Linked DNA regions of Homo sapiens: region 2 is linked to region 1. Evidence: read pairs that join two places in POLR2A ChIA-PET (ENCODE). Cell type or tissue: PC-9. All regions are shown on one strand. Each heading gives the region's core, and the rest is flanking DNA. Links, peaks and the distances in the headings are about the cores only.

Region 1 (12,448 bases), core at 3,043-11,042:
TTGGTTTCCTTCCCACTTTTCTGTTATTTCCAGCTTTACTATAATGAACATGTTATTTATTTATTTATTTTTAATTTGTTTGTTTTGAGATGGAGTCTAGCTCTGTCGCCCAGGCTGGAGTGCAGTGGCATGATCTTGGCTGAATGCAACCTCCGCCTCCCGGGTTCAAGCGATTCTCCTGCCTCAGCCTCCCCAGTAGCTGGGATTACAGGTGTGCGCCACCACGCCCGGCTAATTTTTGTATTTTTAGTAGAGGTGGGGTTTCGCCATGTTGACCAGGCTGATCTCGAACTCTTGACCTCAAACAATCCGCCTATCTCAGCCTCCCAAAGTGCCGGGATTACAGGCGTGAGCTACCACACCCGGCCTAACATGTTATTTTATTATTTATTTATTTATTTATTTATTGAGACAGAGTTTTGCTCTTGTTGCCCAGGCTGGAGTGCAGTGGTGTGATCTCAGCTCACCGCAACCTCCTCCTCCCGGGTTCAAGCGATTCTCCTGCCTCAGCCTCCTGAATAGCTGGGATTACAGGCATGTGCCACCATGCCCAGCTAATTTTGTATTTTTAATAGAGACAGGATCTCTCCATGTTGGTCAGGCTGGTCTCGAAATCCTGACCTCAGGTGATCCACCTGCCTCGGCCTCCCAAAGTGCTGGGATTACAGGCTTGAGTCACCGCGCCCGGCCTCATGTTATTTTATAATGTGAAAAATAGGACTTTTTCCCCCCAGAAGGCTCTGAATTGAGAGTTCCCTCCTACTGCCCTGGGTGGCGGGGGAAGCTGTTTTATGGAGAAGGGAGTAAGGGTGACCGACGGTGATCTGAGTGGTCAGGGAGGGGACACTCCAGGCTGAGATGTTTGGTTGTCTGCTCTGCCTTCCTAGGGGTCCGCCTGAGTGCATAGCAAAACCCGCTTCACCTATGCACCTGCTGGGCCAGTCCCCGTGTGGAACCCCGTTAGCTCCATATGCCAATGAGCTCATTCGATTCTCTGTCAATGGTGGCATGAGGGCACTATTTACACCAGGGGAAACTGAGACTCAGAGGGTCTAAGCCACTTGCCTGCTGTCGCGCAGCCGGTAAATAGCAGATCCAGGCCTATGCGAGGCCCAACTAGTTCTTGAGCCCAAGCTCTTGAGCCTTTCATGGAACTGTCCTCCATCCAGCCTGGCTGGGCTTCCCAGGTGCTGTCCCAGGGCCTGACAGTCCCCAGGAGGGGTTGCCTCTATGCCAGCCTTGTGTGGGGCTGGTGGGTGCAGGCACTGGAGGGAGGTCATGCCTGCCCCTCTGAAGAAGGGCAGCAGGACTCACCTCCTTGGTCACAGTTCCTCTCCCTATCAGCCATGGGTGCCTGTGTGGTTTTCCATATGCTGACGCAGACCCCCAGGTCCACTTTCAGGAAGGGGAAGGCACGTACCCTTCACCCACCACTCCCTCCAGCTCAGGGGCCCAGCCCCCGCAGGAAAAACTCTAGGTAAACTCCTGCTTGTGTGTGTTGGGGAACCCTCCTGCCCTCGTGCAGGCTTCCCTTGGGAGTGGGCCTGGGTGGGGGACGCTGCCCTGGAGAAAGTCCAAGGGAAAAAGCACATGCTGGAGCCCCAGATTCTGAAAACAGGATGTGGGTTGGGGGCGCTGCTGGCCTCACCCTCCCGACCTCCCTCTGCCCCTGGCAAAGCTGCTACCGGCCCCCTGCCCCCAGCCACAGGGGCTCAGGGTCACATCTCATCTCCCTTGACTGTCCAGGAATGGTCCCCACCCCGTCCTGTCCCGTGGCTCCTGCTGGGTCAGGCCATTGGCGCCACCTGGAAAAAGCCCATCAGCCCTGCGGGAATGGAAAGCAGCTGAGGCGGTGGGCCAGGGTGGGGTGGGAAGTGGAGAGCCTACAGTCACCCTGTGCTGTCTGCAGCCTGTGATGCCACAGGGCCAGACCCAGAGACTCTACAATCTCAGGCCCGGTCCTCCTTCCCTGATAGCGCCATCCAGCCTGAGAGGAGGTGTTGCTGACGCTGCCTCCATCTGGCAGCCGGTGGCCCATTCTCGGCCATGCCTAAAGACTGGGGCCGGGGGCTGGGTGCAGTGGCTCACGCCTGTAATCCCAGCACTTTGGGAGGCCGAGGCAGGCGGATCACAAGGTCAGGAGATCGAGACCATCCTGGCTAACACGGTGAAACCCCGTCTCTACTAAAAAATACAAAAAATTAGCCAGGTGTCGTGGCGGGCGCCTGTAGTCCCAGCTACTTGGGAGGCTGAGGCAGGAGAATGGCGTGAACCTGGGAGGCGGAGCTTGCAGTGAGCCGAGATGGCACCACTGCACTCCAGCCTGGGCAACAGAGCAAGACTCCATCTCAAAAAAAAAAAAAAAAAATCTGGGGCTGGGCTGAGAGGCCAATCCTGCCTCGCTCCGGTCTCTGTTCCAGACACCTCTCCCTGGCCATCGGATTGTGGGGCCACTGCTCATGTAAGACACACATAGGTGCACGTATGTGTTTGTACCCAGTAACTATCAGCCATGGTCAACCCCACCATGTTCTTCAACATCGCCGCTGGCAGTGAGCCCTTGGGCTGTGTCGCCTTCGAGCTGTTTGCAGACAAGTTTCCAAAGACAGCAGAAAACTTTGGTGCTCTGAGCACTGGAGAGAAAGGGTTTGGTTATAAGAGTTCCTGCTTTCACAGAATTATTCCAGGGTATATGTGTCAGGGTGGTGGCTTCACACGCCATAATGGCACTGGTGGCAAGTCCATCTGCAGGGAGAAATCTGATGATGAGAACTTCTTCCTGAAGCATACAGTCCTGGCATCTTGTCCATGGCAAATGCTGGACCCAACACAAACCGTTCCCAGTTTTTTATCTGCATTGCCAAGACTGAGTGGTTGGATGGCAAGGGTGTGGTCTTTGGCAAGGTGAAAGAAGGCATGAATATTGCAGAGGCCAGGGAGCGCTTTGGGTCCAGGAATGGCAAGACCAGCAAGATCACCATTGCTGACTGTGGGCAACTCTAATGAGTTTGACTTGTGTTTTATCTTAACCACCAGCCCATTCCTTCTGTAGCTCAGGAGAGCACCCTCCACCCCATTTGCTCACAGTATCCTAGAATCTTTGTGCTCTCGATCAGTTCGCTTTGAGTTCCCTGTTTTCCTTGTTCCTTTCCATGCCTAGCTGGATTGCAGAATTAAGCTTATGATTATGAAATAAAAACTAACTAAATAAATAAAAATAAATTATTTGTAAGGCCTGGCATGGTGGCTCATGCCTGTAATCCCAGCACTTTGGGAGGCCGAGGCGGGTAGATCACCTGAGGTCAGGAGTTCGAGACCAGCCTGGCCAACATGGTGAAATCCCGTCTCTACTAAAAAATACAAAAATTAGCTGGGCATGGTGGCACATGCCCGTATTCCCAGCTAGTCAGGAGAATTGCTTGAACTCAGGAGGTGGAGGTTGCAGTGAGCCAAGATCGTGCCACTGCAGGCCAACCTGGGCAACAGAGGGAGACTCTATCTCAAAAAAAAAAAATTATTTGTAGAGATGAGGGTCTTGCCATGTTGCCCAGGCTGGCCTGGAACTCCTGGGCTCAATTGATCCGCCAGCCTTGGCCTCTCAAAGTGCTAGGATCACAAGTATGAGCCACCATAACTGGCCACTTATTTTTTATTGTTATTTATTTATTTATTCTATTTACTGACATCCTTGAGCCATCACACTGCTGTTTTGTCTCCTGTGCCCTGCTAACATTTTAAAAAGTCCTTACAGAAATGCTGTCTTTTCGTGAGGCTTTCCCCAGCTGCCCTAGCAGAAATTTACCCCTCTGTTTCCTGTCCCTTCTCAGCTTTATTTCCTTTGTATTGACTACTACATAACTATACACACACACACACACACACACACACACACACACACACACACACATAGAGAGAGACGGAGCCTCACTCTGTCACCCAAGCTGGAGTGCAATGGCACGATCTCAGTTCACTGCAACCTCCGCCTCCCAGGTTCAAGCAGTTCTGCCTCAGCCTCCCGAGTAGCTGGGATTACAGGCACCCACCACAACGCCCGGCTAATTTTTGTATTTTTAGTAGTGACGAGGTTTCACCATGTTGGCCAGGCTGGTCTGGAACTCCTGACCTGAAATAATCCACCCGCCTAGGCCTCACAAAGTGCTGGGATTATAGGGGTGAGCCACCGCACCTGGCCAATTTTATCTTTTTCTTATGTATCCTGCTTAGCGTCCATCTCTCCCAATAGCACAGGTGATCCACAGGGAAGGAATTTTTGGTGCTCTGCTTACTGTCCCATCCCCAGCACCTAGAATGGTTGGGGGCACACAGTGGATGCTCAGTAGATGTTTGTTGGGTGGATGAATGAATGAAGTGGGTGGAAGTTTCTGCCCTAAGGTGATAAGAACTCTGAGTGTCTCAGGTCTCAACTGCTGGCTCTGGTCTCCTCTAGGGCTGTGGGCATTTAAGTGGCCAATCCAGTCTCAGGTCAGCAATCAGAATTTCCCATCCTAGATAGAAACAAGAACTCAAAAATGGATTCATGGTAAACACCTGCCCCCAGCTCGGCTGGCCTTGGGTCCATGCCTGGGTGGGAGAGGGAAGGGGTGGAGGGCGGCAGAGTTGGCTCTTCTTGGTCCCTTCTAGTCCTTCTGCACCCTCCCCAACCTGGCTGCAGCTTCTGACCCTTCATATTCTTCCCAGCGCCCCGAAAACCTTCCAGACCAGATGACTTCTGCCACCCCAGGGTGGCCCCACCTCCTGGCTCTTGCCTTGGAGCTTGCCTTTGGCTCCCTATGGACCCCTGGGGCCCTGCATTTTCAACACCTGGGACGCGCCTTCGCATCTAGCCTTTGCTCCCTCCTTTGGCTCCATGATTATTTAAGATTAGGTTTGGGGCCGGGTGCGGTGGCTCACGCCTGTAATCCCAGCACTTTGGGAGGCTGAGGCGGGCGGATCACGAGGTCAGGAGGTTGAGACCATCCTGGCTAACACACGGTAAAACCCCGTCTCTACTAAAAATACAAAAAAATTAGCCAGGCGTGGTGGCGGGCACCTGTAGTCCCAGCTATTTGGGGGGCTGAGGCAGGAGAATGGCGTGAACCCGGGAGGCAGAGGTTGCAGTGAGCCAAGATCGCGCCACTGCACTCCAGCCTGGATGACAGAGCGAGACTCTGTCTTAAAAAAAAAAAAAAAAGATTAGGTTTGGATGGAACAACAATTCCAAACAGTGGCTTAAGCAAGAGAGAAGTTTGTTTCTCTCTCACATAAAAACTCTGCCCCAGCTGGGTGCGGTGGCTCATGCCTATAATCCTAGCACTTTGGGAGGCCTAGAGGGGCGGATCACCTGAGGTCAGGAGTTCAAGACCAGCCTGGCCAACACGGTGAAACCCCATCTCTACTAAAAAATACAAAAATTAGCCGGGCGTGGTGGTGCACGCCTGTAATCCCAGCTACTCAGGAGGCTAAAGCAGGAGAATCGCTTGAACCCTGGGGCGGAAGTTGCAGTGAGCTGCGACATTGCACTCTAGCCTGGGCAACAGAGCGAAACGCAGTCTTAAAAAAATAAAGGGCTGGGCGCGGTGGCTCACACCTGTAATCCTAGCACTTTGGGAGGCCGAGGTGGGCGGATCACCTGAGGTCAGGAGTTCGAGACCAACCTGGCCAACATAGTGAAACCAGGTCTTTACCAATAGCCGGGCGTGGTGGCACGGGCCTGTAATCCCAGCTACTCGGGAGGCTGAGGCAGGGGAATCGCTTGAACTCAGGAGGCGGAGGTTGCAGTGCACCCAGATTGGGACACTGCACTCCAGCCTGGGCGACAGAGAGAGACTCCATCTCAAAAGAAAAAAAAAAAAAGAAAAAAAAGCCTGCCCCATGGAGTCCTCAGGGGCGCGGGCACCTCGCTGCCCCCGCCACAGCCCCATGCTGTCTCCCTCTCGCTCTCTCTCTCTCTCTCTCCCCCTGTCTCAGAAAAGGGCCAGGAAGTGGCCACTTTACCGATTTGCTCACATGTCATTGGGTAGGATGAGCCCCACGACCACACCTATCCGCAAGGGATGCTGGGAAATGTAGTCTTTATTCTTGTGCCCAGGAGGGAGCAGGGAGACTCCCTCGCTGTCACAGATCTGCTTCTGGCATTGGTCCCCCACGCTGACATGGGTCGTTGGACTCACTGGGTTCCTCCCAAGTCTTTGCCCCCATTAGCTGCTCTGGAGGAAGAAGGAAGCCTCCACAGTCTTGTCTGTCACCTTGTCCCTAGGCCCTTCCAAACCACTGCACCTCTGGGCTTTCCTTCACACCCCTCTGCCAAGCCTCATCCCTTCTTTACCGTCCTTGGGCAGAAGGGTCATTTCCTCCGAGGGGAGCTCCTGCGTTTTCGCCCATTTTTAGGTTGCACATGTAGCAACCTTGCTCTGGAAAGACAATGAGTGTACCTGAAGGTGGCTGGGGCCTGCGGTAGCCTCTTCTTAGTGACCAAGGGGCTTGGGAATCCCTTTCTTCCTTTCCTTGAAAGCCCTTCTTTTTCCTGAGTGAACTGACAGGTGAGAGAAATTGCTTTGGGATTGGGGCTGGGGCAGGGGAAGGATTTGAGTCATCAAGAGGCATTTTTCAGAGTCCCTCCCCTGCACCCCCCCCACCACCCCTTTGCCATGCAGCTCTGAATGGCCTGTGTTTTTGTACATGTCAAGATGTGTAAGCAATCACTATCACTGCCTGTAGCCTGGGGTCCCGATCCTTTTTCCATCACCCCAGCCTCATGATCCTGGACTTGGTCTGGGATGGAGAGTACTCCGAGATCCCTGCCCTTCCAGAGTCTCTCAAGGGGGACTAAGCAGGTCAGTAGTGCAATCAGGTCAGCTCAAGATCAGTGGACCCACAGACCACTGAAGCTCCCTGCCTGAAAACAATTCTGGACCCAAAGGGCTGTGCTTGGCACAGGCCCTGGAAAGTTACTAGGGGCAGAAGACAAGGTCATCTATGGATGGAGCTTCCTTTCTTCCACCTAAAAACTGTCAAGCGCATCCATGTGAAGAGACCACCAACAGGGTTTGTGTGAGCAACAAGGCTGTTTATTCACTTGGGTGCAAGTGGGCTGAGTCCGAAAAGAGAGTCAATGAAGAGAGATGGGGAAGGGGTTGCTTTATAGGAGTTGGGTAGGTAATGGAAAATTACAGTAAAAGGTGGTTATCTATTGTTAGCAGAGGAGGGGGTCACAAGGTACATGGTGGGGAGATTATAAGACTCATTGTCCAGAAGAAGAATGTCACAAGGCCGATTGATCAGTTAAGGTAGGGCAGGGACAAGTCACAATGGTGGAATGTTGTAATGTTGGTTAATCAGTTAAGGCAGGAACTGGCTGTTTCACTTCTTTTGTGGTTTTTCAGCTGCCCCAGACTTCTTGGCTCCTGCAGGCCATCTGGACGTGTATGTGCAGGTCACAGGGGTTATAATGGCTGAGCTTCGGCTCAGAGGCCTGACAAAAACACATTTATGGGTATAATATCTTTTTACACTCATCATGATGTATTGGAGCTACCTTGAGCCCAATGAAGATATCGTCTGTAATGGTTAATACTGAGGGTCAACTTGATTGGATTGAAGGATACAATCCTGGGTGTGTCTGTAAGGGTGTTGCCAAAGGAGATTAACATTTGAGTCAGTGGGCTGGGAAAGGCAGACCCACCCTTAATCTGGGTGGGCACAATCTAATTAGCTGCCAGCACGGCTAGAATATAAGCAGGCAGAAAAATGTGAAAAGAGTGACTGGCCTAGCCTCCCAGCCTACATCTTTCTCCCATGCTGGATGCTTCCTGCCCCCCAACTCCAAATTCTTCAGTTTTGGAACTTGGACTGGCTCTCCTTGCTTCTCAGCCTGCAGATATGGCCTATTGTGAGAACTTGTGATCATGTGAGTAAATACTTAATAAACTTCCCTTTATATATATCTATTCCATTAGTTCTGTCCCTCTAGAGAACCGTGACTAATACATTGTCTTACCCAAGAGAACACAAATCTGACTCCTGAAAGTACCGAGCAAGTAAGAGGGAATGTACCATGATGCAACTGCTTTGAAAACCAGCTCCTCAGTTTCTTATGAAGTTAAACATACACTTAACATGTGACTCGACAATTCCACTCCTACGTATCTACCCAAGAGAAATGACAAGTTATGTCTAGAAAAGGATATGTACTCTAATGCTTATTACAGCTTTATTCATAATGAGCCCAAACTGGAAACAGCCCAGATGTCCATCAACAGGTGAATGGAGAAACAAGATGATACCATGGAAAAATATTCAGCAATAAAAAAAAAAGAAGGGCCGGGGCCCTTGGTCTTGATCTCCTGACCTCATGATCTGCCCGCCTCAGCCTCCCAAAGTGCTGGGATTACAGGCGTGAGCCACCGCGCCCGGCCAACATGGATGCATTTCTAAAACATGCTGAATGAAAGAAGCCAGACACAAAAGCATACGTACTGTGATTTCATGTATATGAAGTTCTAGAATAGGTGAATGTAATCTGTAATGCTGGAAATCAAATTAGGGTTTTTCTGGGGCTAGGGGTTGAAGAGGCACATAAGAACTTTTTGAGGTGATAGAAATGCTTTATATCTTGATTGTGATTGCGGTTGTTCAAGTGGATACATTTACCATTTACAGCCATACCACCCTGAACTTGGAAGCTAAGCAGGGTTGGGTCTGGTTAGCACTTGGAAGGGAGGAGTTCACCTTTATCAAAAAGTCATCAATCTTTACACTTGGAATGAATGCATTTTATGGCCGGGCGCGGTGGCTCATGCCTGTAACCCCAGCACTTTGGGAGGCTGAATTGGGCGAATCACCTGAGGTAAGGAGTTCAAGACCAGCCTGGCCAACATGGTGAAACCCCATCTCCATTAAAATACAAAAATTAGCCAGGTGTGGTGGCGGGTGCCTGTGGTCCGAGCTACTCGGGAGGCTGAAGCAGGAGAATTGCTTCAACCCAGGAGGCAGAGATTGCAGTGAGCTGAGATTGCATCACTTCACTCCAGCCTGGGTGACAGAGTGAGACTCCGTCTGAAAAAAAAAAAAGAATGGGTGCATTTTATGTATGTAAATTACAACTCACGGTTGATTAAAAAGAAAAAAGCAATGCATATCTGTGCTGAAAATCATTGAGGTGACAATGAAAACAGAGAGTAAGACTTTCTCTAAGTCATCATTACACATCTCTCTCTCACCTCTCCGGTGGACTTCTTTCCTTCTTCTCCCCCTCCTCCTCCTTTTTGTCCTCCTACACTCCACACTGGTCACCCTCTCCTCTTTTGTTGACTGTCTTTTCCCTATTCTTTATGAAATAGGGTAATCTGGCTTGCTCCTGATGATGCAGGACAGGCAAGCCCCAAAAGTGAGGCTTAGCCCAAGAGAGTTTTTGGCTTTGCCCAGGAAAGAATTTAAGGGTGAGCTGGTGGTGTTAGCAATTTTTATTGACGCATTGATGCACAGCAGCAGCAGAGGTGCTGCTCCATGCGGAGCGGGGCTACCCCATAGGCAATGTGCCCAGAGAAGCAGCTCAGAGGCAGGTCTGCAGTCACATGCATACCCACTTTTAGTTATATGCAAATTAAGGGGAGGTTTATGCAGAAATTTTTAGGAAAAGGATGGTAACTTCCCGGTGGTTAGGTTGTTGCCATGGAAAGGGGCGGTAACTCCCCTGGGTGTTGCCATGGCAATGGGAAACTGACAGGGCCCACTGGTGGGCACTGACGGAAAGCTGCTTCCACTCATCCCTGTTTTAGCTAGTCCTCAATTTTGTCCGGTGTCCCAGGCCTGCCCGCAGAGTCGAGTCCCGCCTCCTACCTCACTATCAGTTTGAATTTCTAATGTTTGAGTTACACATTTTCCCCCCCTTTTTGTGGAGAATAGGTTCTAGCTATATTGCCCAGGCAGGTCTGAACTCCTGGGCTCAAGATATCTGCCCGCCTCTGCCTCTCTAAGAACTGGGATTCCAGGCGTGAGCCACAGCGCCCCGTGAGTTTCTAATGTTTGAAAGGGATTTTGAGCTCAAAATCAGTATCCTTGGGTTTGAATTTATTTACAGTTGATCAAAACTTTAAATTTTAAAAAATCCAATTTTTTCCTTTTAAGCCTTCAGGTCCAATTTACACAGTTTGTTATTCTAGTTATACATTTAATAATTTGGGGCCGGGCACGGTGGCTTACACCTGTAATCCCAGTGAGAGGTGACAGTGTGCTGGCAGCCCTTGCTCGCTCTGGGTGCCTCCTCTGCCTGGGCTCCCACTTCGGTGGCACTTGAGGAGCCCTTCAGCCCACCGCTGCACTGTGGGAGCCCCTTTCTGGGCTGGCCAAGGTCGGAGCCGGCTCCCTCAGCTTGCAGGGAGGTGTGGAGGGAGAGGCGCAAGCAGGAACCGGGGCTGCACGCTCGGCCCTTGTGGGCCAGCTGGAGTTCCGGGTGGGCGTGGACTTGGCAGGCCTTGCACTCGCACTCAGAGCGGCCTGCCGGCCCTGCTGGCCCCGGGCAATGAGGGGCTTAGCATCCGGGCCAGCGGCTGCAGAGGGTGTGCTGGGTTCCCCAGCAGTGCCGGCCCACTGGCACTGTGCTCCATTTCTTGCTGGGCCTTAGCTGCCTCCCCACGGGGCAGGGCTCGGGACCTGCAGCCTGCCATGCCTGAGCCTCCCCTCCTGTGGGCTCCTGTGCGGCCCAAGCCTCCTCGACGAGCACTGCCTCCTGCTCCACGCACCCAGTCCCATCGACCACCCAAGGGCTGAGGAGTGCAGGCACACGGCACGGGACTGGCAGGCAGCTCCACCTGCAGCCCTGGTGCGGGATCCACTGGGTGAAGCCAGCTAGGCTCCTGAGTCTGGTGGGGACTTGGAGAACCTTTATGTCTAGGCTAGGGGATTGTAAATACACCAATTGGCACTCTGTATCTGGCTCAGGGTTTGTGAATGCACCAATCGACACTCTGTATCTAGCTACTCTGGTGGAGACTTGGAGAACCTTTATGTCTAGCTAAGGGATTGTAAATACACCAATCATCACTCTGTATCTAGCTCAAGGTTTGTAAACACACCAGTCAGCACCCTGTGTCTAGCTCAGGGTTTGTGAATGCACCAATTGACACTTTGTATCTAGCTACTCTGGTGGGGACTTGGAGAACCTTTGTGTGGACACTCTGTATCTAGCTAATCTAGTGGGGACATGGAGAACTTTTTTGTCTAGCTCAGGGATTGTAAACGCACCAATCAGCACCCTGTCAAAAACGGACCAATCAGCTCTCTGTAAAATGGACCAATCGGCTCTCTGTAAAATGGACCAATCGGCTCTCTGTAAAATGGACCAATCAGCAGGATATGGGTGGGGCCAGATAAGAGAATAAAAGCAGGCTGCTGGAGCCAACAGTGGCAACCCGCTGAGATCACCTTCCACATTGTGGAAGATTTGTTGTTGTACGGTTTTCAGGTTGTACAGATCTTACTGCTGTCTCTCTTTGGGTCCACATTGCCTTTATGAGCTGTAACACTCATCTGGAAGGTCTGCGTCTTCACTCTTGAAGCCAGTGAGGCCATGAACTCACCAGGAGGAATGAATAACTCCACACGCGCCCCCTTAAGAGCTGTAACACTCACCGCGAAGGTCCGCAGCTTCAGTCCTCAGCCAGCGAAACCACAAACCCACCAGAAGGAAGAAACTCCAAACACATCCAAACAGCAGAAGGCAGCAGAAGGAACGAACTCCGCACACACTGTTTTTAAGAACTGTGACACTCACCGCGAGGGTGCACAGCTTCATTCTTTAAGTCAGTGAGACCAAGAACCCACCAATTCCGCACCCACCAGCACTTTGGGAGGTCGAGGCCAGCGGATTGTCTGAGCTGAAGAGTTCGAGATCAATCTGGGTAATACGGTGAAACCCAATCTTTACTAAAATACAAAAAATTAGCGGGGAATGGCGGCCTGCGCCTGTAATCCCACTCCGGAGGCTGAGGCGGAAGAATTGTTTGAACCTGGGCGGTGGAGGTTGCAGTGAACTGAGATTGTGCCATTGCACTCCAACGTGGGCAACAGCAAGACTGTCTCTCAACAAAATAATAATAAGAATAATCACTTTCACGTATTATCTAATTTTTAATTACCTCACTTTTGAGAAGTCAAATTTGCCTAAGCATAAAACATCTAATTGATTACATTTCTAAACACTTCTAATGCCTGAGGGGGCAGACGTGCAACTCTAAAAAAACAATATCTTCCTATGCATTAAAACAACTTGTAAAGCAAATAAACCAAATTTACCAATGTGGTAATTCATGTGCTTTTTTTTTTTTTTTTTTTTTTTTTTTTTTTTTTTTTTTTGGGGTTGGAGTAGCCTTGCTCTGTCTCCCAGGCTGGAGTGCAGTGGCACGATCTCAGCTCACTGCAACCTCCACCACCCACGTTCAAGCGATTATCC
Region 2 (12,448 bases), core at 2,686-10,685, 130 kb after region 1:
TTCAGCTCAGGGAGTGGATTGAGAGGATTGAAGATTCTACATAAAGTGCTCAGCACAGTGCCTGATATGTGTCCAGTAAGTGTAATATCTTATGGCTCCTATCTCTAATCCTAATCATGCACCCCTTCACCCTTGCTGGTAGTTTAAAGCCTTGGAGGCCTCAGTCTTCCAACCTGTCTGATGGCTGCTCCTTGATCCTCATCAAGAGCATACTTGAAACTCTTTGTTCAGGAAACTGAAGCCAGATGTAGGAATTTCCAGGTTCCTTTGGACTCGGTGGTGCCCTGGAATTGGCTTGTATCAGCTGGTTAAGAGCTGATTGTTAAATTTTCAGGATTTTGTCTAGCTAGTTACTAAACCCAGCCATTATGAATAATTACATTATGTACACTTACAATGAAATAACTTACATTAAAAACAAAGGTAATAAATACTTAAAATTCGTCACGTCCCAATTATTTTACGACAGTGTCTCCCCACCCTCCATACTATTATCTGTGCTCTCAGGGTTATTTACATCTATTGTGTTGGTGTGGTGGCAATGCTGTGTGACAGCCTGCTACTCCACATGTCTCCAGCTCCTCATTCAGTGACATCATGTTGGTAGTTTGAAATTGGCCACAGTGGGAGAATTCATACTGTGGAAATGGGCAGAAGCTTCAAATCAGCTCCCTCTGCCCCTGCTCCCCAACCAGAGAGCCAGGTAAACATTCACCAGCATACCACTGCTTGAACACTACCGGGTCCTTATCCTAAACAGATGCCCCAATCCTACCATTTCCAGCGTGGGCCTCTCCAGAAAGATACTCCCCTAAACAAGGACAGAGGTCCCAATAGCAATCCTACCAAAATTTCAGGGGGGCCCAGGTTAGGCTCTGAAGTGAGACACCCTAGGACAGTGGGGGTCAGGGATCCACATTTATTGAGCTCTTCTTTATGGGCACGGCACTGCACAAAACACTTTCCATAGGAGCTTATTTAAGTCCTCATAAAATCATAGAAAATCAGTATCTATCACTTTCCAAACTCAGGAACCAAATAGAATTGGCTAGTGAGGGAAGCTTGTATTTATCCCCTTTGTGTAGCACAGAAAACAGAGGGGTTAGTAACTTGGTTAGGTTTGCACAGCACCTCCCAACAGGACAGGGTCCCCTTCTCTGTACATAGGAAAATCCTTCTTCCTCATGAGGTCTGGCACCAAGCCCCCCTCCTGGTACTGTGCCCCAAATCCTTACCCAAGGCTTCAGATTCCTCCTTCTTTCTCATTGACATGGTGCTCTGGGCCAGCTCAGCCTGGGAGCCCCCAGTCCCTGGGGGAAGCAGCTGGAAGGTGGGGTCCAGTTCCAGGATCATCTGATTGAGGCTCTCCAGTGAGAAGTCAATGTAGGAGTCAAGGTCCTCTGGGGTCCCCAAGGCCTTCTCACCAGGGGACGGCAGGAAGCAGGTGGCTTTGGCCTCCACCTGTGGGGCTTGCTGGAGTCGGCCAGGGGGCCCCATGCAGGGCACGGGGGCCATCAGGGCCTGGGCTCCCCAGCCTTCCGTGGTGTAGTAAGAACACTGGGGTGGCAGGCTGGGGCTGGGTGCTGGGTGCAGGGTCCTCCTGGGCTCATCACAAGGCGCCAAGCTGACAGCATGGCCTCCTGCCAGCAGTGGGCTGGACATCACCTGGGACATGGTGGGGGTGGTGACCTCTGCAGTTTACCTCTGGTCTTCAACCAGCCTCACTGACATCCCAGAGATCTCACTTGCTAACCAGGAGCTCCCAGGATCTGAAAGAGTCCAAGAGTGGGAACGGAGTAATTTCTGTAGGTGAAGCCCCTGCCTCCCACCCTCCGTACAAAGGCTAAGTTATTCATTCATTTAAAAGCATGGATGCTGGAGCCAGACCACCTGAGTTTGCAGCCTGGCTCCACCACCTACTAGCTGTATAACCTTGGGCAAGTTAATTGACTTCTCTGTGCCTCAGTTCCCTCGTCTATAAAACAAGTTAATCATTGTAATGTGCTTAGAACAGTGCCTGGCACATAATAAGCATTATGTAAGTGATCATTAAATAAAATAACTTCAGTAGATGTTTATTGAACATCTACTACATCCCAGGTGTGTTTATTAAGTAAATACTACCTAACGTTTGCTGAGTAATTATTATCCACATAAGCTCTGGTATTTTTAGATAAAGGCTTTAAAAATCCTTATAACAACTGTATAAGGTAGGTATTATTATCCCATTTTACAGGGAGAGAACTGAGGCACAGAGAGGTAGGTAACTTGCCCAAGGGTCACACTGCCAACAAGTGTAGAGAAGGACTGGGCCCTCGGCTGCCTGATGTCTGAGCACCTGCACTTGGGCCGGTTGGTGAAACAGACAAGTAAGTGGGTGAACAACTGTAAGCAGTGTCACGAGAGAGGAGGGAAGGGACAGTGCACTTTTCTAGTTCAGTGGGGAGGTTAGGGAGGTCTTCCTGGAGGAAGGGACACGCAAAGGGAGATAAGAAGGAAAAGCAAGAGGTAGCTGCGCAAGTTGAGTAGGGATGAGGAGGCAGAGAGGAAGATTTAAGTTAGAGGGGATGAGCTGGGCGTGATGGCTCACACCTGTAATCCCAGCACTTTGGGAGTCTGAGGTGGGCTGATCCCTTGAGGTCAGGAGTTCGAGACCAGCCTGGTGAACATGGTGAAACCCCATCTCTACTAAAAATATAAAAATTAGCTGGCATGATGGCACGTGCCTGTAATTCCAGCTACTCAGGAGACTGGGGCAGGAGGATTGCTTGAAGCTGGGAGGCAGAGGTTGCAGTGAGCCGAGATCGAGCCAATGCACTGCAGCCTGGATGACAGAGCAAGACTCTGTCTCTAACTAAACAAATAAACAAATAAATAAACAAAGTAGAGGGGACCATTTGTGCAAAAGTCTGGCCAGCAGGGAAGCTCACAAGACCCTATTGAGCACCTGAGTAACAGAGCACCTGGGGTGGGTGGAGGAGATGGGGCGGGGGAGGCAGGCTGGCCAGATCCCGTAGGGCCTTGCAGGCTGGGCTCAGGACTGCCAGCTCAACCCTGAGGGCAACAGGGAGGCTCTGAAAAGTTTTGAGCTGGGGAGTGACATCATCAGATGATATTCATTTCCTTGGGGCTCATTTGGGAAAGAGATGTCTCAACCTCCTCATTTTCCTTACTGTGAAAAGTCCTTTCCATTGTCTAACCTTAATGCCACATGCTAGTTTCTTGTAGGTGGGGCTTGGTAAGGAGGTAAGAAGTTCTGGGACTGAGGCTGCCAAGAAAACTGTACAGAGCTGCAATGTGCTGGTTACACTCCCATTGCCTGCTCTGAGCTTTGCTGCTGGTCCCCAGCCCCCACCAACACCCCCCAACTCTCTTTCTTCTCGTTGCCAAAACGCCTCCTTTACGTCCTGTTTTGGAGTCAGACCTTAGCACTGGAAAAGGTATCTGAGACTAGCCTGGGAGAAGAGAAAGTGGACTCTGGGATCCGAAGGTTTAGATTTGACTTCTAGCTCAAATAGCTCCTTATGGTGTGACTCTGACCCTGAGTTTCCTCATCTGTGAGATGGTAATGAGAATTCCTGCACCCTCCCAGAGAGTGTTATGGAACCAGTGAGGTGCTCCTTGTGAAGGTAGTTAGGCAATTCTAAATAGTACTTAGAAATAAGGACTTATGGAGTATAACAGCCTCATAATAGTAGCTTCCATTTATTGAGCGCTGACCATGTGCCAAATAGTTTACATACGAATTACATTGGTAACTCAATCCTCTCACAGCTCTAGGAAGTACTGCACCCTATTGTCAGTCCTCTTGTTTTTTTTTCTTGAGACAAGGTGTCGCTCTGTTGCCCAGGCTAGAGTGCAGTGGCACAGTCATGGCTCACTGCAGCCTTGACCTCCTGGGGCTCAAGCGATTCTCCCAGCTCACCCTCCCGAGTAGCTGGGACTACAGGCTTGTGCCCTATACCCAGAGAATTTTTTGTAGAAAGAGGGTCTCACTTTGTTGCCCAGGCTGGTCTTGAACTCCTGGGCTCAAGTGCTCCTCCTTCCTCGGCCTCCCAAAGTGCTAGGATTACAGGTGTGAGCCGCTGTGCCTGGCCTTATTTATTTATTTTGAGTTGTCAGTCCATTTTACAGATGAAGATGCTGAGACTCGGAGAGGTCAAGAAACACGCTTCACATCCAGAAAGATGGTGGAGCTGGGATTCAAACCCAGGTGTGGGATTTTGGAATCTTAATTCCTTATGCTAAGGGAGGAGACCACCCCTCATATTGTCTTATGCCCAATTTCTGCCTCCAAAGAAAGAAAAAGTAAAAACTAAAAGGCAGAAATGAAATCCACAAGCAGACAGCCCAGCGCCACACCCTGGGCCTGGTAGTTAAAGATCGACCCCTGACCTAATCGGTTATGTTATCTATAGATTACAGACATTGTATAGAAATGCACTGTGAAAATCCCTTTCCTGTTTTGTTCCCACGTAATTACCGGTGCGTGCAGCCCCCAGTCACGTACCCCCTGCTTGCTCAATTGATCACGACCCTCTCACACGCACCCCCTTAGAGTTGTGAGCCCTTAAAAGGGACAGGAAATGCTCACTCGGGGAGCTCGGCTCTTGAGACAGGAGTCTTGCTGATGCCCCCGGCCGAATAAACCCCTTCCTTCTTTAACTTGGTGTCTGAGGAGTTTTGTCTGCGGCTCGTCCTGCTACAATGCCACATGGAATTCAAGTGCAGAGGGACACCTGGGATCTAGAGAGGGGGCATGATTGGCTGAAGGTCGCACAGGTTTCATGAGAAAAGCCAGGGCCCCTTCCCCTCTCCTGCCTCCCCCAACGCCCGTGGCTCCGGTAGGTCTGATGCCAGACTTTTCCTTGGCCAGGTCCTGCAGGGGGCGGGGCATCCCGGGCACGGGAAGCTTTCTATAAATGGAAGTGGAAGGGAGCCGGCCTCTGCGCTCCCGCCCTCCCGGGACAGCTGAGGACACAGAGCCGGAACCACGGCTTTTTCCACACAGGCTCCAAGTGGACTGGGTTTGTTGGGACAGGATCTGGGCGCTCCCTGCAGGGTTTTCTGGCTGTGTCCTGCAGAGGAGGCTGGGGCTGCTGACTTTGCAGAGCTCAAGGAGGGCTGGGTGTCCCCTCGCAACCAGGACCCAGTATACCTGCTTACTAATTTGGACACAGCTTTTGTGCCACGCTGGGCAAGCGTCCTTTCCTCTCTGGGCAGACCTCAGTTGTCCCATCTGTGTGATGGGGATGTGATAATAACAGACACTGAACACCTTGCATTTTCTCAACAGCTCTCTGAGGAGGGTGCTATTGCTGCAGGGCTGGAGAGGTTGAGGAATTTGCCCAAGGTCATACAACCCCAACTGTGAATTGGGGTTTAAACCCAGGTGGTCTTGCTCCACGGTCCCACACTTTTAGCCTCTGCTGCTGCTTCACATATTTAAGAACCCTGTCCACCGCTGCCCCTTCTGGGATTCTGGAACCAAGAGGGACAGACCTGGAGCTGAGCAAAGGGCAGGCAGCCCCTACGCTCCTCTTCAGCCTCCCCTCACTTTTAAGGCTCTGCGTCGCCCTTGGATGTACCAAGGCAGGGCTCCATCTTACTCCTGTATTCCTGAATGCTGCCCCCTTCGCGGCCCCGCACACTCCTCTAACTTGCTCTTTCTTGCTGTAAGTGGTGGGGAGAGTCCCTGGGCCCGGGGCTCTGTGTGGTTGGGAGGCACGGGGCGGGGGCAAGGAGGGCTCCAGCCACCTCTGCTCTATTTGTAGGTGCCCCCTACCCGCTCCCACTTCTGATTCTGACTCAGATCTCTTTCTTTGTTCCCAAGGACTCTGGGGAGTCCTGGTGCCTTGGCAAATCCCCTCTTCCGTGTCATTGCCAACCTCTTCTCCTGACTTACTCTCTCCCAATGAGCCCAGGTCAGTGAAGGGAGAGGGTGGGGCAAGGGTAAAGCCTGAGTCTCCCCCAAAGCACTTTGCCTCATTAGCCCAATCTCCACTGCACCCCCTATTTTTGAAAACTGGCTCCCGATCTTCCCATCCCTCCCACCCAGACCCGGTGACGCAGGACGTGGACCTCAGGCAGGGACCCATAGGACCAGTGAAGGCCAGCCGCCCCATCTCCCAGTCCTGTCTACCTCTGAAGTGCCCAGAGGGCTCCCAGAGCGCTGGGAGGCGAGAGGCCTGGGTTCTGTGTCCAGTCCCTTTCCATGACCTCAGGCAAGCCTCTTCTCTGTGGCCCTCAGCTCTCTCATCTATTTGCCGAGGGGCACAGGTTTAGTTCCCTTGAACTGCTGAACTCCGCGGTCTGTGATCCTGAGACCATCTCTGTCTCATCCACATCCTCCACCCCATTTCTCCCCACCTTCACTCTGAGCCCTGAGAAATGGAGAAGCTGAAGACAAAAGGTTAAATGAGGCTGGGCTCACGCCTGTAATTCCAGCACTTTGGGAGGCTAAGGTGGGAGGATCACCTGAGGTCAGGAGTTTGAGACCAGCCTGGCCAACATGGTGAAACCGCGTCTCTACTAAACATAAGAAAATTAGCCGGGCATGGTGGCAAACATCTGTAATCCCTGTTACTTGGGAGGCTGAGGCAGGAGAATCGCTTGAACCCTGGAGGCAGACGTTGGCAGTGAGCCGAGATCGCGCCACTGCACTCCAGCTTGGGTGACAGAGCAAGACTCCATCTCAAAAAAAAAAAAAAAAATGTTTAAATGAATCAGGGCCAGCAAAGGTGCTCCGTGTTCCTCTCTTCTTAAAGAATAAAGGCACCTACCTGGTGTCCACAGGTGGGCAGACTGTTGCCTTCACTACTGGCTCCTGGGACCAAGACGACTCAGAGTCCAGGTGAAGAGTCAGGAGAGGCGCCAGTTCACCTCCAGACCTGCCTTAAAAGCAGCTTGCCCGCCTTCTCTCCTCCCCTCCGGGCGGGCCCTGCACGTGGCCCTGACAGCAGTAGGCCCCACCCCTGCTGGATCCAGTGAGCTCAGGTGGGGCTGGCACAGGCAGCAGGAAGGGAAGCACTGGGTGGTGGGTTTTGGGTCTGGGTGTGTGTGAGGGGCTCCCAAGTTCCTGCTTGGGCTTCTCGTGGCACCACATGGCCAGGGAGTCCTTGCTTGGACAGGGCATAGCTAGAATCAAGGTGTGCAGTGGGCACTCCTCAGGTGCTGGCTGGGGCAGAGGCCATGGGTTGGCAGAGCTGGCAGAGAGTGAGGGCCTTGACAAAGCAGGATGCCAGTGGGCAGGAGACCCTCTGCAGTCCCCCTTTGTGCTGGGTCACACTGGGACAGGCACAGGGTAAGGGCCCACTGGAAGTAAGGCTAGGCACGAGCTTGTCTTTTCTTCTTTCTCTCCTTTTACAGTAATGACTCTAGCTTGGGATGGGGCCTCTAACTCAAGGAAAGGAGGCTGAAGTGTCTGGAGGGCTTTGAGAAGGGGCTTATAGCTGTTCCTTCACTCATGGGCTATCTCTGTCCCTCGTCTGGTCTGTGCCCCAGGGTGGAAGTTCCCTGAGGGGAGGACATTGGAGGGTGAGATCAGGAAGCCCAGAAGTCTGGTCTGGTAGCTCCTTCTCCATGGTTCCAACTCTCTCCCTGTTCTAGAGGGGCAGGGGTCCTAGAATGTTGTAAGGAGGTGTTCAGACATGGTGAGGGGAGGGTGCTGATGGCAGAGCCTGGTCTGGGAGCGGTCTGAAGTGAGGGAGCTGGCGAAGTCTCCAGCCCAGGGACTCATGGTGATCCCAGTAGGCTAATCTCAGGGGTGGGTTGCCCCATGCCCCCATTATGCCCAGTGGAAGGGCTTCTGGCCTTACAGTTTTTGATGCCCTGGGGTTTCACTGAGGCATGGTGAACTAGTGCATGGGAGGCCGGTGAGCAAAGCTATGGAAAGTTATATAAGGTGCCCCTTCCTGATGGTGACATAAAAGGTGTCCCTAGGTGTCCATGCAGCCTTGTTGGCACATGGCTTGATGAGCAATTATGTCTTTGGATGAAAAATGTGGTGCTCCTGCCCTGGAGTGGATGTCACTGCACATGGCGGCTTCCCCCATGAGGCTGTGGCTCATGATTGTGGGAGAGTGGGAGGGGCGACTCGTGAGTTTCTTGAGTGGAAGGGGCAGGTTACAGTAGGGCGAAGTGTTGGGCAGAGACTGTGGCAACTCCGGGGTAACCCTGGCCATCTCCCCTGGGGCTGGTATGGATAGCCTCTGCAGTGGTTCTTCAGGGCCAGGGGGTCCTCCAGCCTTACAGACCCATACCTGGGGGTTATGGTCTTTCTTGGCAGATTGGCTCTTTTGTTTCACACCCAGCTGCTTCCTTTAGCTTAAGATGGTCTCAGAACAGTGATTTCAGCCCCAGCTGCCTCACAAACCCTGCCCAACACCACATCACTGCCCTTTGCCGTGATCATCAAGGGATGGATGGAGTGGCATTTCTTTATACATCTATAGATATGACATTTTTTCTTTAGCCTATGGATGTGATAGATTACATTAATTTACTTTTGAATTTTGAACCCTCCTTGCATACCTGGGATGAACCCCCTGGTCATGGTATATAATTCTTTTTTTTTTTGTGATGGGGTCTTGCTATGTTGCCCAGGCTGGTCTCAACCTCCCGGACTCAAGTGATCTTCCCACTTCAGACTTTGGAGTAGCTGGGATTACAGACATGTACCACTATGCCTGGGTCTGTATAATTCTTCTAATACATTGTTGGGTTCAATTTGCTAACATTTTGTGGAGGATTTTTGCATCTATGTTCATGAGTGATATTGGTGTCTAGTTTTCTTTTGTATCTCTGGTTTCAGCAATGCTGGCCTCATAAAATGAGTTGGGAAGTGTTCCTTCTGCTTCTATCTTCTGAAAGAGGTTGTAGAGAAGTGGTCCTATTTCTTCCTCAAATGTTTGGTAGATTTCACCAGTAAAACTGTCTGGTCCTGGTGCTTTCTGTTTTGGAAGGTTATTAATTATTAATTCAATTCTTTGCTAGATATAAGCCTATTCACAGCATTTCTTTTCAACCTCAAAATACACTATTTCCCTAGTTGACGGGGGCACCTTGTCCTACATCTACTCTTCTGAAAGAAGGGATTCCAAGTAGATTAAAAAAAAAAAGTCCAGCCTATATTTTGATGTATTCTGCATGTCTCTCACTAAGGGAGAGGGAAAATCAATTAAAGAAACCAAGAAATGGCCGGGTGCAGTGGCTCACGCCTGTAATCCCAGCACTTTGGGAGGCCGAGGTGGGTGGATCACGAGGTCAGGAGATCGAGATCATCCTGGCTAACACAGTGAAACCCCGTCTCTATTAAAATACAAAAAATGAGCCGGGCGTGGTGGCGGGTGCCTGCAGTCCCAGCTACTCGGGAGGCTGAGGCAGGAGAATGGCGTGAACCCAGGAGGCAGAGCTTGCAGTGAGCCGAGATCGCACCGCTGCACTCCAGCCTGGGTGACAGAGCAAGACTCCATCTCAAAAAAAAAAGAAACTAAGAAATGTAATTTCTGACTGAGTTTTTTTCTTGTAGAGAACCCACATTACTCATTCATTCAAAATACATTTATTTGGCTGGGTGTGGTGGCTCACGCCTGTAATCCCAGCACTTTGGGAGGGCACACTGCCGAGGTGGGCAGATCGCCTGAGATCAGGAGTTTGAGACCAGCCTGGCCAACATGGTGAAATCCCGTCTCTACTAAAACCACAAAAACTAGCCAGGCATGGTGGTGGGCACCTGTAATCCCAGCTACTCGGGAGGCTGAGGCAGGAGAATCTCCTGAACCTGGGAGGTGGAGGTTGCAGTGAGCTGAGATTACGCCACTGTACTCCAGCCTGGGTGTCAGAGTGAGACTCCATCTAGAACAAACAAACAAACAAATAAACAAAAAACAACAATTTATTGAGTGCCCCTGCATTCAGATGTTAGGATATAGAGATGAATGGGACAAGGCTCCTGCCCGCAAGGAGCACACTGTTCATGGGGGAGTATGACTCATAGACAGAAAGGCCCCCAAATCTCAGCCTGGTGCAACCAAGAGGCCTACAAAAGGCTGGAGCTGAGCCATCTTCTGTCAGCGTTAGTCGTGTGTGGATACGGAGCGCCTGAAATGTGGCTAGTCTAAACAAAGATGTGCTGTGGGTGCAAAATACAATTCAGATTTTAAAGACTCAGTATGAAAAATTATATGAAATATCTCAATAGTAATTGAATAATTTTTTTTTTTTCTAGAAATGCAGTAACATTATGTTGCCCAGGCTGGTCTCAAACTCCTGGCTTCAAGCTATACTCCCACCTCGGCCTCCCAAAGGGCTGGGATTACAGGCGTGAGCCACCATGCTTGCTCAGTAATTTTTTATATTGATTGTGTGTGGAAATGATGCTGTTTTATAGATACTGGGTTAAATAAAAACATTATTAAAATTAATTTCCTCTGCTTCTTTTTACTTTTTAAGATGTGTTTTATTAGTTTCTCGAGACTATCGTAACAAATTACCACAAACCTGATGCTTTAAAACAACAAACATTTATTCTGTCACAGTCTGGAGCCTGAAATTGGACAGAGCCATGCTCCTTTCAGGGATTGAAAGGGAGAATCCATTCCTTGCCTCTTCAAATTTCTGGTGGCTGTCCTGGAATTCCTGGGCTTGTGGCCACATCACTCCAGTCTCAGTCTGTGTCTTCACATCTCCTTCTCCTCTTCTGTCTGTCTAATCTCCCTTTGCCTCCCTTTTATTTTCTTTATTTTGAGAGAGGGTCTTGCTTTGTTTCTCAGGCTGAAGTGCAGTGGTACCATCATGGCTCACTGCAGCCTTGAACTCCCAGGCTCAAGCAATCCTCTTGCTTCAGCCTCCTGAGTAGGTGGGACTATAGGCACATGCCACCACACCCAGCTAAGCTTTTAATTTTTTTGTAGAGATGGAAGTCTCACTATTTTGTCCAGGTTGGTCTCAAACTCTTGGCCTCAACTGATCCTCCCACCTCAGCCTCCCGAGTTGCTGTGATTACAGGCCTGAGTCGCCACGCCCAGCTGGACACTGGGTATATTTTTTAGCAGCTGTTTTCTAACATCCAGTGTTCAGCTTTGTGGGCATGAAGAGCTTGTTGCTGAAACAACTTCCTGAATCAGTTGTGATGATGGTTCTTGAAGTCCACAGACCCTGAGCGGCTTCTGATTCTTTTATTTTTTTCTGAGATGGAGTCTTACTCTGTTGCCCAGGCTGGAGTGCAGTGGTGCGATCTCAGCTCACACTGCAACCTCCACTTCCTGGGTTCAAGCGATTCTCCTCAAGCCTCCCGAATAGCTGGGACTACAGGTGTGCGCCACCATGCCCAGATTTTTTTTTTTTTATATTTTTAGTAGAGACGGGGTTTTGCCATGTTGCTAGGCTGGTCTGGAACTCCTGACCTCAAGTGATCCGTCTGCCTCGGCCTCCCATAGTGCTGGGATTACAAGTGTGGGCCACTGTGCCCAGCCACTCCTGATTCCTTACTCTCCTGATGGTACCAGAGGGCAAGACTCCCAGGTGGGTTGCTCGGCCCCTGTGTTCTGGGAGCTATTCCTGCAGTGCAGCTTGCTCCTCTAGCCCTCTTGATCATTTTCTAAGGACAGAATACTGCATGAAATTCCTCTCTGCTTACACTAGCTAGTGTGGCTTCTGTTTCTTGCAGGTGACTGATGAGAATGGGTGGGGCCAGGGTATAGACTGGCCTGAGCAGTGGGAATTTTCTGTGGTGGGCAGTGGAGATACACGGGGAGCCTTTAAGCAGGGCAAGGTCAGGGAGGGAATGACATGAGCATATGTGTGCCTTAGGGAGGTTCTGTTGCTTCAGGGAGGTGCTGAGCCCCCTGAGAAGGTAGCAGAGGTGCAGACTTCACTGCTTTCTGGGAGTCCCTCTTCTTTGGGGTTAAGACAGACCCAAAAGATTGGAGAGAGATGTTCTTTGCCTCAATGGGGCAGGTCATTGACTTTGAGTGTTTAGCCTCCTGAGCATTCTAGGCTTTATTTGCAACATGCAAATCTAAAATGAATAGCAGGGAGGACTTTACAGTACAGAGGATAGTGAGAATTTTGGTAACCAAAAACCAGGCTCAGGATCAAGAGAGAACAGAGCAGGTAAAAGCTCGGCACTGGCGCTCTGGGTGTCTGAATTCACACTTAGTCTCCATTGCCAATTTACTGTGATACTCCAGGAAAGAGAGTTACCCTTTTAGGGCCTCTGAAGTCCCTCTGAGAGGGAGGAAAGTTTTCCTCCTCCTGTTGTGTAGGAGGGGTGAGGGGCAGTGGCGAGAGAGGTCCTTCTTTTTCCAGGGGAGGAGATGATGTTCTTTCCAATGGGGCTGCTCTCAGGTCTTATGCTTTTGGACCTCTGACCCCCCTAGCTATAAAATGCACATGCCTGGCCGGGCGCAGTGTCTCACACCTGTAATTCCAATACTTGGGGAGGCTG

The links. Peaks named below come from ENCODE experiments on the same cell type or tissue, not always from the same donor. Only the 100,000 strongest peaks of a DNase experiment are listed, where the experiment ranks them.
Region 2: POLR2A ChIA-PET joins it to region 1 with 19 read pairs; 4 of 35 experiments call an interaction of 5 or more read pairs at or near these places.

Annotation. Positions count from the first base shown.
Region 1 is chr17:40,365,439-40,377,886 of GRCh38, forward strand. It overlaps the pseudogene PPIAP54 and the pseudogene RNA5SP441. Among named protein-coding and RNA genes, the nearest start is that of GJD3, 6.9 kb to the left of the region's middle. In PC-9, for the core only: no CTCF peak of the experiment used is centred there; a DNase peak (open chromatin) is centred at 7,273; H3K27ac peaks cover 796 bases.
Region 2 is chr17:40,494,752-40,507,199 of GRCh38, forward strand. TNS4 (tensin 4) reads right to left here and starts at 6,872. Exons shown (of 13, transcript NM_032865.6): 1 at 6,783-6,872; 2 at 1,236-1,769. The coding sequence starts at 1,674. RefSeq lists an enhancer at 4,414-5,285. In PC-9, for the core only: a CTCF peak has its summit at 4,906 (motif pointing right); DNase peaks (open chromatin) are centred at 3,110, 4,940 and 6,880; H3K4me3 peaks cover 3,926 bases; H3K27ac peaks cover 1,200 bases.